Linked DNA regions of Mus musculus: region 2 is linked to region 1. A link is a contact called in ENCODE Hi-C or POLR2A ChIA-PET data. All regions are on one chromosome and are shown on one strand. Each heading gives the region's core, a stretch centred on a gene start or an enhancer-like site at or near the end of the contact. The rest is flanking DNA. Distances are from core to core; before and after follow the strand shown.

Evidence for each region. A loop is a pair of places that touch in the nucleus more often than their neighbours do. ChIA-PET counts read pairs that join two places held with the same protein, here RNA polymerase II (POLR2A).
Region 2: a loop to region 1 is called in a map of left cerebral cortex, with 1.8 times the contacts of the local background. The contact joins the promoter of Gprin2 here to the promoter of Zfp488 in region 1. A Hi-C loop is called at or near these places in 1 of 37 maps with a recorded cell type or tissue (left cerebral cortex). POLR2A ChIA-PET finds 5 or more read pairs at or near these places in 1 of 5 experiments (embryonic stem cell).

What each region holds. Positions count from the first base shown.
Region 1 is chr14:33,973,898-33,981,394 of GRCm38, reverse strand. Zfp488 (zinc finger protein 488) reads left to right here and starts at 2,631. Exons shown (of 2, transcript NM_001013777.2): 1 at 2,631-2,685.
Region 2 is chr14:34,198,050-34,205,546 of GRCm38, reverse strand. Gprin2 (G protein regulated inducer of neurite outgrowth 2) reads left to right here and starts at 3,914. Exons shown (of 2, transcript NM_183209.2): 1 at 3,914-4,137.

The DNA of each region.
Region 1 (7,497 bases), core at 1,382-3,881:
TCCTCTTTCCCTGAGAGCTATCTTTAAGCCTTTGATGAAGGCTGCCTCTTTAGTCAAAGTCCTCGAGAGGAGGGTAAATTGACTTAATTTTTTGCTCTTCATTTTTTATATTATCCTTTATATCTTTATATTATCCTTTGTATCTTTATATTTTATATTATCCTTTGTATCTTTATATTTTAGCTTCCTTTCTTTTTCTCTTTTTATATTTCTTAAGTTACTTATTTTTCTGCGCGCGTCTTCTTTTTTCTTTCTCTCTGTTTCTGATATGCCTTCCTGGTACTCCTACAAAGTCGCTGCCCTTCCTTAACAGCTGGTCCCACACAAACCCAGCAACAACTACCAGACCCACTGCGTAAGAAAGCATACCTCTCAGAGACTTACCTTAATTTCTTTATACTTACTGGTACCACCGTTCCTCAGCTGGAGTTCTGAATCCACGCAGTTGAATCCTTCTCAGCAGTCTGTTTTGCAGGAACCTTTATTAACACCGCTCCCCAGCTGAAGAGTTCTGAATCCACGCCGGATCCTTCTCAGCAGTCTGTTTTACGGGAACCTTTATTAACCGCTCCTTCCCCGCGATGCAGTTCTGAATCCTCCCTGTAGCAGGGGGTCTTCGCTCGTGCCTGAAGATGTTTCTTGTCCCGGGTTTTCGGCACCACTTCTTGCGCGCGCTCGACTCGACCAGCAAGAACGACGCTGCAACAGGATCCTTCTGCACACGTTTATTGGGAGAGCTTGATTGCAGAGGCGAAAAGACTTTTTGCCCAGAGCTGGTGCTGCTTTTATAGGCCTAGGAGAGGCGTGTCTCATACCCTGATTGGTTATGCACTAAGCCTCATTTGCATGTTCCTCATCTGATTGGCTACTCTCTCTCAGTACCTCACTGAGCCTCATTATCATACCTCATTTGCATGTCTCACATCCGATTGGTTATACTCTCAGTACCTTACAGAACCTCATTATCATGCCTGGGCCAGGCAGTGTTTTTGCAAAAAACTTTACTGCATATGTACACATTGGTTGTTTGTCCAATCTTATGCATGGTGGCCAGCAGTAGTCAGTGCCACTCAGCAATGGCACATGTGGCTTCCCACACTTGGAGCTCACAGCCATTCTCTGGAAGATTTGGCCCAATAACACTGTCAGTTCCAAAGGCTTGTAATCCACCTCCAACCTGTGCTAGCCATCAATGAGTCAAGACCTGTTCAGGCCTCTCAGATGTCTGACCAAGCTAAGCAAAGGGTGGAATTCTCTTGTAGAGCACAGATTGTTGGTCTGGCTTGAGAGCTCAAGCCTAGAACCATCGCTTCCAAGGAGAAGGATAAGACACAGTGAACCAAGCATACCAGAAGAAGCCAGACCTGAGAGCCCAGGATGTTTTGAGGATGCTGGTGGAGGTGCTTGAAGGCCAGCCAGGACTTTCTTAACCTTCTGCTGGTTGTGCCTCTGCAGTGGCAGGAGGAATCCAGGCCCCTCTTTCAGATCTAGTCCTCATTCTCTCCCTTGACAGTCAGGAAGGGCCCAAGGGTCAACACAGCCTATCCAGGTCTGCACCAAGACAGATTGTACTCCTGATGAGAGAGACCACAACCATGGTGCCTCTTCACAACACTAGAACACTGACTAAGACACATGATTCCAAGGGATATCCAGGTCCAGCATTACCCACCGCCCATTCACTTTGGTAAGGGATCCCCAACCTGGGTAAAGGCTCCGAAGAGTCCTCTGTTTACCTCCGTGCATACTCAGAATCCCTTTTGACCTGGGAACAATTGTGTAAGTGAATGACTGAGAGAAGGAACTGGGGACTTGGGTGGGTTTTCCTTTGCCAACCATGTCAAGCTGTTTAGCAACCCAGGTTTAAACATCAGGACCCACAAAGGAGTCCTGCAACCACACCAAGCACCACCCCGATCCTCATCCCCGAAACTCACAACAGTGGAAACTCCTGGTCCTGCAGGACATGGCCTTATGGATATCCATTCTCAGCCACCTGATTCAAAGGGACCCTTCCTGCCTCATTTCACCCTTTCTTTCAGGAAAGTTACCTAAAAGACCCTTGGAGATTGTTGGCAGCCCAGGGCCTCTCTGCCACCCACGACTTGGAAAGGTGGGGAGACTTGGAAAGGTGGGGAGACTTGGAAAGGTGGGGAGACAATGGGTGCTTCAGTGAAGGCCAAGAGCCGCTGCGCAGGCGGCTATTCTAGCGGTTAGAGGAAAATGAGTTGAGAGCAGACAGGGGTTCTTGGCCATTTCAAGCAGGAACTTCTCGTGTGCCACCAAGCCTTCATCGCTGCTCTCACTTTGGCCGGGAGGGTTCAAGACCCTAGAGGTTGGAGTGCACTGTGCAACCGCTTAGAGGTGACAGAATCGCCTCTAAACACAGCAGTACTGACTGAGACTGGAGCTCCTGGCTGTCTGTCAAGCTCCGAAGCCAGAGTCGAGGAGGGAGGGGGTCTGCGGAGTGAGCTCTGATTTCTGCAAAGTTGCTACAGTCTATGGTCTCTGGTGCCTCCGCCCGGAGGAGCCAGGGGTGAGGACCCTCTACGGGCTTGAAGGTCCCGCCCTCGAGGCGGGGCCTGGAATCCCGCGGGCTCCGCAGCCAAGTTCAACAACACGCACGCTGAAGGACCCGCAGCTGGTACACTCAACCTGCCTTGCTGATGCTGCGAGAGAGCCCAGGTGAGATGCGCCCCGCGGTCCTACGGGACAGACTCACCGGACAGACTCACCGGGAGAGGACAGCAGAATGCCTCTCCTTCCCTTGGCCTCTTCCCGGGAAAGAATTCTGAAGTCCCGCTGTAGCTGTAGCGTTGCAGGGCCGGATTTCCCTCCCCTCTGTCTCCAGCTCCTATATCTTTTCTCCAGTTCACTATCTGGGACTCATCTTCTGTCTTTTTCATCTTGTCTCTTCCTCTGTCTCTCTCCCTCACCTTTTATTTCCTTGTAGGTTTAATTTTTATGGGCGACTCCTTGCAGTCCTGCTTTCTTTCCTTAAGGAAAAATCTTCCCTTTTCCTTCCTGTTGTGCCCCCTCTCACACCGCACACAATTCTGTTTTTTTTTTCTTCCTCCTAGGCTGTGTGTGTGCTGTATTTCTTGATTTCATATCTCCATGCATGCATCCTATTATTCTCTATTATTCTCAACAGGGTTTGTGCTGACTAGTAAGAACCACAACCCAATCTCAGATGTGTTCTCCAGTAGATATTCACAAACATCTGGAAATGTAACGCAATGCCTGTTATGGGAAAAGCCATAAACGATCAAACTGTGTATCTCTGAGTTTTCGGGGTTAGCAGAAAGAAAACGCCTGGTTTTGATAGGATAGTGTGTTCCTTTCTTGACATCATTTTCTCCCCTAATAGGCACAGACAGCACACCAGGAGAGCCGGTCCTTGCAGCAGCATTTAGGGGACAGCTCCAACCATGCGTGCCTTCCGGGCAAGCTGTGCCTGTCAGGTTCTGGGGCGTAGAGGGGGTGGTGTTCAGGGCTGGGTTGTAGGAAGACAATGGGAGCCCAGGACTGTGTATGTTTTTGTCTATTATGTAGAAGGATAATTGTGAAAATATTTCATGTCACTCTCAAAGATTACCTTAGATACATTTTTAAAAGGAGAAGAAATCTAGGAAAGCCAGTCTGCTTAAATTGCCAGGGAGCCAAGTCAACATGTAGACAGGAGCAATTTTTGATGCTTTGTTAAATATTTAGTCTTGGCAAAGATACAATTCCATGTTTAATGATATTTATGATATGTCTTTATGTTCAAAAGAACATACAAAGCATACACCAGATTGCTTGTTTTCAAGGGTGTTAATTACCAATTCAAGTTTGCAGCCTTGACTTTTTAGAAACAGTTTAAATTGACCTTGTAGTTTATTGTGTCATTTTATGAGAATTCAGCCAGTTTAACTTTTTATTGATGCAGAAAAGGAAGCTTGGCCTTAAGCAAGCCACACAAAACTGATGAGCAGAAGTGGAATTAGGTCGGTGAGGGTTGTGGTGTGGTCAGTAGAAGAGCTTTTGATGCTATACTGAAGGATTATCGATAATTGATAAGCATGTACTGGAAGCTTTGACTTGGGAGTCCGTGTTCTGCATTGGAGAGTTCAATTGTCTTGTAAGTCATCCAACCACTGACTCTGGGGAGTCAGAACTGGGAGTGGAGATGGCAAGGGGGGCACTTTTCAGCTGATTTGGAATGACATGTTAGCTTTTTTTTTTTTTTTAGCAGATTTCTTTTTCAGAAATCCAGGACTTAGCAAAGTATATTTAAAACAGATAAGCCATTAAAAAGGATACAAAGAAAAGTCTTGATTTTCAATGTTTTAAATTTCATTTTCCTTCATTATGTAGTGTGTGTGTCTGCATAAAAGTGTCACTGCCATTCTCTTTTTAGACGGTGTTACTATTTGAATATAAAAGGCTCTTGTTGAACAGCCTGGTAGATAAGCCGTGTATTTTATCCTGTGACTGTAACCCTGGCTAGGGTAGGGCATCTGCTTTTTCTTTCTAACAGTACCAGGAACAAGAGTTTCCTTTATTGAGATCTTACACAGACCCCTGTTTAGTCCAGTTAGAAACATCCTTAAGTGAAGATCACTATTCCAGTTTTATTTATGAGGGAATTAACATCCTGAATGCTTGTCCTGGGTCATGCATGTAGTGAGTGGCTAGGCTGAGACTGCAACTCAAACTATATCTTGGAATCTGAACCCTTGGAGCTAAGTCAATCTCACACATTCTAGCTGAAGCATCACTCCAGATTGCACGACTTGTTGGCCAGTTGATAATGTTTATCAGAGTACTTCTCCTTGCTGAGTACTTCTCCTTGCTCTAGTGTCCCGGGCACCCTTGGCCATGGCTAACTCTGAATGCACCCATGAGAGCCTCTAGAAATCACTTTTTTTTTTGTCCTCTGTGACACTGGCTCTGTTTTTGCAGATTCCTGGGGTCGGAGGGGTGATGATGTCATCTACCTCTATGTGGCTCCACATGGCCAAGCTGGGTTAGCACTAAGTTCTAGAACGCCTTAGCTGGACGTGGAAACCTCTAGGAGTGACTTGGAAGCCCTCATCTCTGCTTCTCCATGAAAACCTGGAAAGCTCAGAGAAACAATTTTCATTGTTTCCAATATCCCAGAGCTAGGAGATACCTAGAAACATGTGCAAGTCCCACAGGAAAACACAGGTGCTTGCCATCCTTATACAAAAATGCTAGTGTGTGATTATATTTTGGCATCTCCCAAAAGAATCGGGTAAGACTCCAGCGACACCGAAAGGCGGGATGCACAGTGTTTGTTTGTTTGTTTGTTTATGCTTCGTTTTGTTTTAACTTGAGGAGAGAAGGACAAACAGAAGACCAATCTAGCAGGGTCCACGGTGTCTCTGAGCAGAACTAGTTTATGAATTGCAGCTCAGATTCATGAAAGTTGGTATGGTGTTGGGCTTTCAGAATCCAGAGGCGTCCGTTTGTTTACCGAGAATCCTATTGTCTGTAAATGGAACAAAAGGGAAAGAAATGCCCTGGCTATTTGCTCATTCATTTAGCAGGCTGTGTGCTACTTCCTGAGAGTTCTCAAGAAATGCAAAGGGGACCGTGAGGTGACTCTGTACCCTTGTAATGAGAACAACAACAACTTGTCTACAAACGGGGTGCCAAGTCGGGTTCCTTGGCACTTTAGAGATATCGATCTAACTCATATTTATGACAACCCAGTGAGATGGGGTACCCAAATGTTCCCTTTTGCAGATGGGAAAATGGAGGTCCCAGTGTGGGTAATGGCAGAGAATGTTGGAATCCAGGACTTCTGTCCCTCTAGCCGGTGCACTTCACTTTGATGACATGAATGTGAGACTCCACAGAAGCTGGGACAACTGGCAAAGGCACCGGCAGCAAGATTACATGGGTGATGTAGCCAGAGCCTCAGACACTGGAATAACAAGCAGGTGGTTTGTACTCAAGAATATGTAATCAGCCTGGAGAAAAATCTCTCAGAATGTAGCCCTTGCAGTGGTGATCGATAGCAGCACCCTGGTTGGTAGCTCCAGTGGCAAAAAGATTGGCCATGGTAAGACTTCTAGCCTGCTGATTTGGAGATCCTGGTGTCAGGAAGCACTCAGGAGCACAGAATCATCATATAATCTGAGATATGGAAGAATAGTGGGGGGGGGGGGGCGTTGGAGTTCTATCTTTTTTTTTTCCCAGATAGAAGAACATGGAGTGGTTATGAACCATGTTTGTACAATTCAGAGGCTGTCTTGTGGACACCACAGTGAAAAGAAACAAGGATGACAAGAAAAGCCCTTTAGTGGAACACACACAATGATGGGCGACGAGGACCCATAGAAGGTCAGGAAAGAGAGGCCAGGATGAACTGAAGCCATTGAGGACAGCCGAGGATGACAAAGAGCCTTTTCATAGTAGGTTCAGAGCAAGGAACAAGGAATGCATAGATTCATCACTGCCTAGGGCAGCTGGTGTCTGTGGGAGGAGGGGGGGAGGGACAGCTCCACTGTGCCCAGATAACAGCTGGGCAGAGGGTGACTCACAGGTGTGCAGGGTGGTGGAGGTGCAGGTGAGAAGGGAGAAGTGCCAAGCACCGTGTGAGGTCAGATGTCTGTGTCTGGGATGTGGAACGACTTGGAGATGAACTCCCATGGGTGTGGTGGCCATCTGAGAGGCGTAGGGATCAAGGAGATATAGATGCTGCTGGTGACGGATAACACTTAGACGTCTAACTGTGTAAAAAATCACTTTCATAATGGTGATTCCCCCCCTTCGATCCAGACATCTTTCACCAATATGCTCCTAAGTGCTCTAGGCACTGGTACTGCTGTGCCTGGGTGGCAGTTAGCTTTCCTGTGGGGTAGATGGAAGTAAGTCACTAGCCATGGTAGTCCATGCCAGCAACTGGGACATGGAGGCAAGATTAGTGGGAGTTCAAGACCATCCCAGCCTACGCAGCAAGTTTAAACCAGCCTGGATTATAGGAGACCCTGTCTCAAACAAAAAGAAAGAATAAAATAAGTTAAAGGTATAGGTGAGCAGAAATTAAAAAAGAAAATCTAACTGTGACTTTGGGCAAGATACTAGCATCCAAGGAAGGGTGCAGGAGTCCATTCAGGAGAGGTAAGCACATGGAGGCAACGAGGTTTCTGCAGGACCAAGTTTCATCAGACTCACACTAGGGCTTCCATCGGGCAGTTTTCATGGGGGGTGTAAGTGGGAGCACAGCCTGAGGGGGGGCTTTGCCCCAGAGAATCCTGCATGATTAATCCCAAGCAATGCTGATCAATAGCCATGTGCACACAACCACACTACACACAAATCACACACAGCAAATGCACATGCTAATACTCGCACACTCTCATGTGGACACACGTACAGAAGTCTTACACGTATATACACAAGCTCCTCTTCATGTCTTCCTCTACTTAGTTACTAGAGGTGATCCAGTTTGTTCTGGCAGCACCCAGCATGATGAGGGACTTG
Region 2 (7,497 bases), core at 2,665-5,164, 220 kb before region 1:
ACAGATACAATTTGACATAGCTGAAGCTTTCTCCTCCTCAGCCATCAGCACATTGCTACATTCCAACTCAGCATCTCTTCTAAAACTACAGAGGATGCCATGCGCTGCTCCACCCTGCAGATGAAGAACTCCTTCATCTGCCCCAGGCTTGTCAAACAGGCTCAGGAAGATATTAGTATCTGAGCGTTTTAGATACCAAGATTTTTAGGTCAGGGTTACCAGGAGGAAAGAGATTGAAGCCCTTGCTATTGTCATAATATTTCTTCTTGCTGCTGTTACATTAAAAACGATACATGCCCCTTCTCCTCTTTAGCTCACCTTGGATCTCAGCTCTTTGAAGACTTCACACAGCAGTTCTATCTTCTGCTTTCCTGTACTCTTTCTCTCTATGTGGGTCTACTCCCTTGAAGTTGAGCATGCTCAATTCAGCACATGCATACTACCCTGTCTGTTTTTGGCCACCCTGTCTCCATTCCTCCTTTGAGGTAAAGAATGGTGTGTGTGTGTGTGTGTGTGTGTGTTCTCAATGGGTCAATGGGGATCCCGGAGAGGCATTCTTACAGAGGAGCAATGATAGTTAGTGTTAATTGTTAATGTGACAGAATCTAGAACCACCTGGGTTGATATGAGTCTCTGGAAATACCTATGAGAGATTATCTTGATCAAGTTCATTGATGTGAGAAGATCAGTCTTAATTATGGATGGGACAATTCCCTGGGCAGAGGAGCCCTGTCTGAATGAACTGGAGAAAGTGAGCTGAGTATTAGCACAAGCCTGTTGCTCTCTGCTTCCAGGCTGGGAACACACTGCCTCAAGCTCCCAGGGCCTTGACTTCACTGCCCCAGTGGACTATGTCCTAGAACTGTGAGCTAGAATAAACCACTTCTCTTCCAAGTTGCTTTCATCAGAGTATTTTATCACGGAAACAGGAAAAGAAACGAAGACAGGCGCCATGTGCTTCCTACCAAGGCAGTAGCAGTGTGTGACATCAAGGAGTGTTGTGTCGCCTGGCTCCTGCCTTGCAGAGGCAAGCCAGTTTTTCAGTGTCAGCTTCCATTGGTGCTCCATGCAGTCTCCTGCACACTGACCTTTTGCTTAGCTTAAGCAGAATTAACGAGGCAAGATATGGCATATTAAAAAACCAATCAAAGGGAACAAAACCAACTAAAATAAAAACAGCTTTCTTGACCCCCATCTTTCTTTCCAGTGATATCTATCTTCTCCCCTTTGTGGCCATGCTTCAGTTGACTAGGTACATACCTTGTCAGTGTCTCCTCTCCAAACCATTCCTCTGCCCACCCCGGAGTGTCTGTCTCCAGCACTTCTCTGAAGAATATACTCTAGCTGCCCCCGGTCACTTTTCTTCTATGCTGTCTAGTTTCCAGTCCTTGCCACTTGGTTTCTTGTAGCTGGGCCCCTAAGCCCTCCTCTCACTCATCTCTTCTCTGAAGATCAGACCCCTGAGTCCCCTGTGTGTCTGTGATGCTCACACCTCCCAAGAAACTCCTGCTACTCTTCTGAGTGATGCCAATGTGCTTACCATGCCCACTATGAGCTTCTGACAACATCCCATGACTGCTCCTCTCAGCAAATAGCACGTGGGCCATATGATATCAAGCCAGATATACCTCTCCTTACCATAGTGCTCTGCAAAGTCCAATTTGTTCCTTACTCCTAACAGCCATAGCTTGTACCTTTAGAGTCTAGCACGGGGGAGAGTGGTGGGGGATGGTGGGATGGTGGTGGTTGGCAAACAAGTGATCATGTGATCACCAGAGTGACAGTGGCAAGAATACTGCACAGAACCCTTTCACAACTGTGACCTCCCCACAGCCCAGAAGATAGGGAGGTAATTACCATTGATTATCAGATGAAGAAACCGATTCCCAGAGAGATGAAAAGTCCTGCCTGGGTGTGGGATCACAGGGTAAATGAGTATGTTGGAAGTTAGATAGGAATTGTTATCTAAGTTCCTCCTATCCCAGGCTCTCCCTGAGTCACTACTATAGCCAGGAGAGCCTCTTGCCAAGTCATAGGACCAGTTTGCCAAGAGGTCATAGCCAAGTGCTGTTCAGAGGTCCTGGTGCCATGGTCCCGTCAGATCACGCCTGTGTGTATCCAGTAGGGCAGACATCCATTGACATCTAATCCTGAGTAGGCTTCCTTGGCACATACATGGCAAAGTTCTGTTCAGGATGCCCTGGAAGCTAGGAGCTATGGGCTTGGGCTCTGAGTCTCCTCTCAGTGTAGTCACATTTACCTCATCCCTTCTTGGGATGTAAGTGACTTCTGTGGGAAGGGACTATGAGGATGAGAAGAGTGGCAATTTCTGGGAGGGACAGGAGTTGGTTAGTGTCCCTGGTGCAGAAATCTTCTATAGACTCTTTGGACAGGATCCTTCAGGCCGGCTGTGAGTAGCAAGGAAGCAAGAACCCTCGGCCCCTACTTGTATACCCAGTAAGCGCTGCAGCGAGCTGCACCGTGGCTGGTTAGACCCAACTAGTGTAGCTCGGGCTCCATCTTAAAGCCTGGACACCTGTGGCTGTAGAAGCAGAGCTTCCACAGGCCTGTGCAGCCCTGTCAGGGTGCTTAGCTCTTCCAGGATGGCTGTTTTCCCAAACTGGAGAGAATGCTTTGAGGACCTGCTGGGAAGGGGTGACTGGAGGAAATCTAGGACTTTCTGAGAAGATAGTGAAGCCATCCATAACTAGGAGAGAGACAAAGATGGTGTTGGTTCCCCATAACTGCATGGGAAGAGTGTAAACAACCCTAGGCAAGTTGGGGCTCCAGGGCTGCTGTCAACAAAGGAGTGTGACACTGGGACTTAGTTCTCTGAGATGGGGACTCAGAAGAAGCCCAGTCTCCTCTTACCCTGTGGCCCTGGGTACCTGGGGACTCCTTGATGGTGGACTGGGTCTGGTCAGATCTAGGTGGGGTAGCTTCCTGTCCTGTGTGTCTGGGGATGCTGGAGCAAAGCTAATAGGGATCCTAGACTTTCCATGGGATCAGGCAACCCAGAATCGGTAGAGCTTTTAGGAAGGGACACAGTGGGATCTAGGGAGGAAATATCAGAACTGCAGGGAATTACAGGAAAATAGTTGAGGCTCCAGTGAGGTCTCTCCCCACTGGGAGTCACTGTGCATGTCAGCTCTTTGCATCCCTGAGGTAGGCTGCGAAACCATCCTAGCGTGGGATTGGGTCAGAGGGCAAGGGTGGAAATGGTCCTGGAAGTGGATAGACTGACAGGTTATCAAGAATGTAGACCTTGAAGGACATGGCTGAGGGTGTGACTTTGGGACTATGAAGCTGGGCAGGTACTCCTTAAGGACCACACTGCAATTGTAAACCTCAAGAACTGGATCAAGCTTGGATTTCTCCCTGAGGTGAGTCTAGAGCTGAGAGCATGCTGTTGGATCCAGCAGGCCTGAAGACTCCCTAACAGGCAAGGCCTCTAGAGAGCAAGACCTGGGGAAAGGTCTCAAGAGGTGGGTGGGAGGCCCAAGAATTGTGAGAGGTGGGGCAGGAAGATAAAGGACATGGGGGGGGGGCGGGGCCACAGGGAATGTCAATGGATTCTGGTGTCAGAGCAAGGGATTGAAAATCTCTAAGGATGTGAATTTGGGACCTGGAGGATTTGCCGGAGCTAGCCACGCAAGGCAAGGTGGGGCACGGAGGGACTGGGGCAGGACGATGGCGCCCTTTAGGGGTGGGAGATTGGAACACAGCGGCCGGCTCTGTCGGGAAGGTTGCACAAAATGGATGAGCCCAGTGAGAAAACAGCCTTGCTGGGGGGGGGGGGGGCGGGGGGGAAGGGTCAGGAAGGGGGGATGGGCAGTCTTGGGGGCGGAGCCTAAGGGAATGACATGGGCGGAGCCGAGGCAGGGGGCGGGGCCGGGACGCTGAGCCGTGAAGAGGCGGGGCGCGCCTAGGTGAGTGAGTCGCCCCCCTCAAACCCCCAGCACCCCTGCTCCGGGTACCGGTGACAGCTTCCCCTTCTGGCCCTTGGCAGCGCAGGCTCCGCGGCCGGCTGCACCACGGCGGGGCTAGACCCAGTGCGGCTCCATCTTGGCGACGGGCACCTGTGGCGGCCGCAGGAGCAGCGCTTCCGCCGGCCTTTGCGGCCCTGGAGGCGACAGGGTGAGAGGCTGGCTCAACACGAGCCGTGGTGGGTGCTGGGGTGGTGTGGGCGGCGCCCCCCTTCCTGAACCCCCGAACCCCTTCCTCACCGCTGTCTGCGCCGCATTCCTCCGCACGGTTGCCTCCCCCTTGCCCTCTCCGGTTCTCTTTTCCACGTTCCCTTTGCCCAGTCTCCGGGTTTTGTTTTTGTTTTTCCTCTGCCCCGGACCGGAGCCCATCGGCCTCCACCCCGCCTTCCTTTGCTTCTTCCCTCCCGGGTTCTCCTCTCTTCCATCCGCATCCCCCACCCTGTCCTCTGTTGCCAGCGCCCCGCCCTCTTCTGCTCAGGAGCATCCCTACCAGCGAGCTCACTGCCCCATATCCTTTGAGTCTTTGTCCTGGAAAGGTCTGTAGCCTAGATCCGAGACTTGGGTTGTGTACTTCTCCCTAAGACCACTGTGGGCTTTGCTCTGGAGATTCGGGGAAGGGAGCCCTGGCCAGGGAGGCTGCGTGGTGTGTGGTGCGTTCAGGCCTTTGACCGCAGCAGGGGCGGCCTGTGTTTGGCATGCGGAGTGCTGCTGTGAATGAACGTTCTTTCCTGCAGGTTCACACTGTAAACCCGCCTGTGCCATGGCCACAGTGAGGCGTGTGTCCATGCTGGGGCACTGTGCTGGGGAGTGCAGGTACAATCTTAGTGGCCTCCTGCAGTTGCAGTTGACCCTGAGACACATTCAGCCCACTGTTAGCACCTGAGTGAGCAAACCCTCACAGGTTTCAGGCCCTGGGACTCTTAGGCGTTCTGGGACTCTTAGGGGTTTCTCTATGGTGAGCAGGGTGGCGTCTTGGAGCTTGTTTTCTCATGCATACCCCTTTCCTGGCATTTCTCTGCCTTTAGGTTCTATGCCATCTCGATAAGGTTAGAGGCTACGAGGGACTGATTTTATTCTTGGAGCTGCCCCACCCACCTTAAGGGATGTCTCTTGCTGCGTTCTCCATTCGGCTTGTGTTCCTGTTAGGCCGTTTATTTGCACGCTGGCATGATCAAACCACTAGTTGTAGGTGGCCACACCCCTCTCTACAAGGGATTTGAGGTATCTGTAGGGGCTATCCCTACCTGGGCCTTTCAACTTCCTTATGTTAACTCTGTGAGCAGTCCTGATTCTCCTCTCACACCCTGCTCCCTCCTTTGTCGACTTGCTTGCCTTTTTGTGGCTTTCTGGACACAGAGGTTGTCATCTAAGCGCCTGCTGCTTGCATGAATGACTTAGTGTGGTCTGAGATAGGCCCTTTAGAAGCCTTCCCCAGTCCACCCCTAAGGTATAGGCTTCTCAGCTGGGGAGAGAATCAGAATTTCTAACCAAGTGGAGCCCACGGACTCAGGCTTGGGCTAGTCTGGAAGTTTCTGAAAAACTGGGGGGAGGGGGGTGTTTCTTCAAAATGGCATTGATAGTTGCTGCATGTGAGGGTGGTTGACTCTAGTTGTTGACAGTAGAACCCGAGGACAGTGACCACACGATGTCATCCACAGCTGTCACAGCGTTTGCATTAGACGCGGTGGGAGAAAGGACATTAAGGTATTACTCAACACTAGTGCTCTTGGATACCTCTGTGTGTCTGCCTTTTGTGTGGGGCTAAAACGCCTTCCCAGGAGAGAGTGTGTGGGTATGTGCATGTGAGTAGGAGTGTTTGATCCTTTGCAACTGAAGCTGCAGAGAGCTGAGAGCCGACCAATGTGAGTGTGTGTGCGTGAGCCGTATGTGTCCCTAACCACTGAGCTCTCTCTCTCTCTAGCCCCATCCCAGGATCTCTTTTGGGTAAAACTGGAACCTGCCCATGACTGCAACATGGCTTTCTAGGCATGTGTCATCCACACCACAGCCTTGTGTGTGCACATAGTCTACCAGATGAAGGGCTTCAAATGGGCCCTGGGAAACTTAAGGGTGATGATGGATGGGGTTGCCGGGAAACTGGTGACATCACAGGCTAGGATGAAGGGGACAAGACTTGGATGATGAAGCTTCCCTGTGGGGCGTCTTGGTGGCTTCCTAAAAGGTCATCTTTGCTTCTAGCACTTTCCCAGTGCTAGTTCCTACAACACTGTGGTCTCAAGTCACAGCCATGACGGAGGGGAATGATGACGTCATGCCATTAAGTTCAGCCCTTACAGCCACCCAGTGGGGTAGGGCTTACTTCAGATTTGTAGAATGGGTACAGTGAGGCTCACAGAAACCCAAGAGCAGTTGTGCAATGTGCAGCAGAAAGAAGAGCCAGTATTGGGAGCAGAGCCTCCCTTTCCTCCCCACCCTGGGGCTCCATCTCCTCAGCCTAGCCCACGTGTTGGTGACAAGGAGCTGGAACCCCCCACCCCACCCCCATATACCAGGGGTTATCTAGAACTGCTTCCCTTGGAGCCCTCCCTCCCCCGGGGCTGGTAAGTCCCTTCAGATGCATGGTGCTAAAAATTTGGGGGTACTTCTTCCAAATGACATTGGTCCTTGCTGCCTGTGAGCCAAAGGCTCAAACACACACACACACATTACAAGAGGTAATGTACATACACGTCACAGTGTGGTCTGAGCTGGCACTTTGCTCATCCTACTGGGCATGTCCTGAGGCCTAGATTACTGGGCTGGGGCAATATTGCAGCCTCTGACTAAGGGGATCTCTCTGACTGAACTGGTTTGGGAGTTTCCACAGAGCTGGGGTTTTCATTTCAGATTGTCACTGGTCGTTTGCTGTGTGCGGTGGCTGGTGAGGCTTTGAATCAGCCGTTTGCAGCCGTGGGCTCGTTGGTGTTTTAGGATTGCCCTAGGGCTGAGTGTTGTCACTTGCTGCTTGTACATCGGCGGAGTAGATAAGGTAACCAGATCAATGCATAGCTTCCCACCAGGGTCTCTGGTCACTGGTCACTCTGGGAGATGGCTAGCTCTGGGCACTGGGCAGTGTCTAGGGAGGCAGGGACAAAAATATCCTCCTGCTAATGGCTTCTCATTAGGTCTTGTTGTGGGTTCGGGTACCCTTAGACTTGTACCACCTATTTCCTCTGGGAGCCAGGGGACTGGCCTGTTCTTTATGTTCTTTCTGTTCCCTAGGAGGGTCTGTAGAGGGTCTCACCCTAGGGCTGTGTAGATTTTTTGATGGGGTTTCCTCAGGGTTCTTAGACACCACTGGGTGATTGTCTCCCTGCCAAGGTTAGCTTGGTGCCCACAGGACTTCCAGACTGAGATGTCTCCCTGTCCTCCTTTTTCCATGTGGCCTACGAATTGGGTGAGGTGGGTGGTTGGGGGTCTAAGCTTTGCTTCTGTTCATTTGTCCCATTGGCAAGCCATGAACATCATCGGGAGCTAGAGAGGTAGGGATGGGTCCTGGAACTCTGGGTGA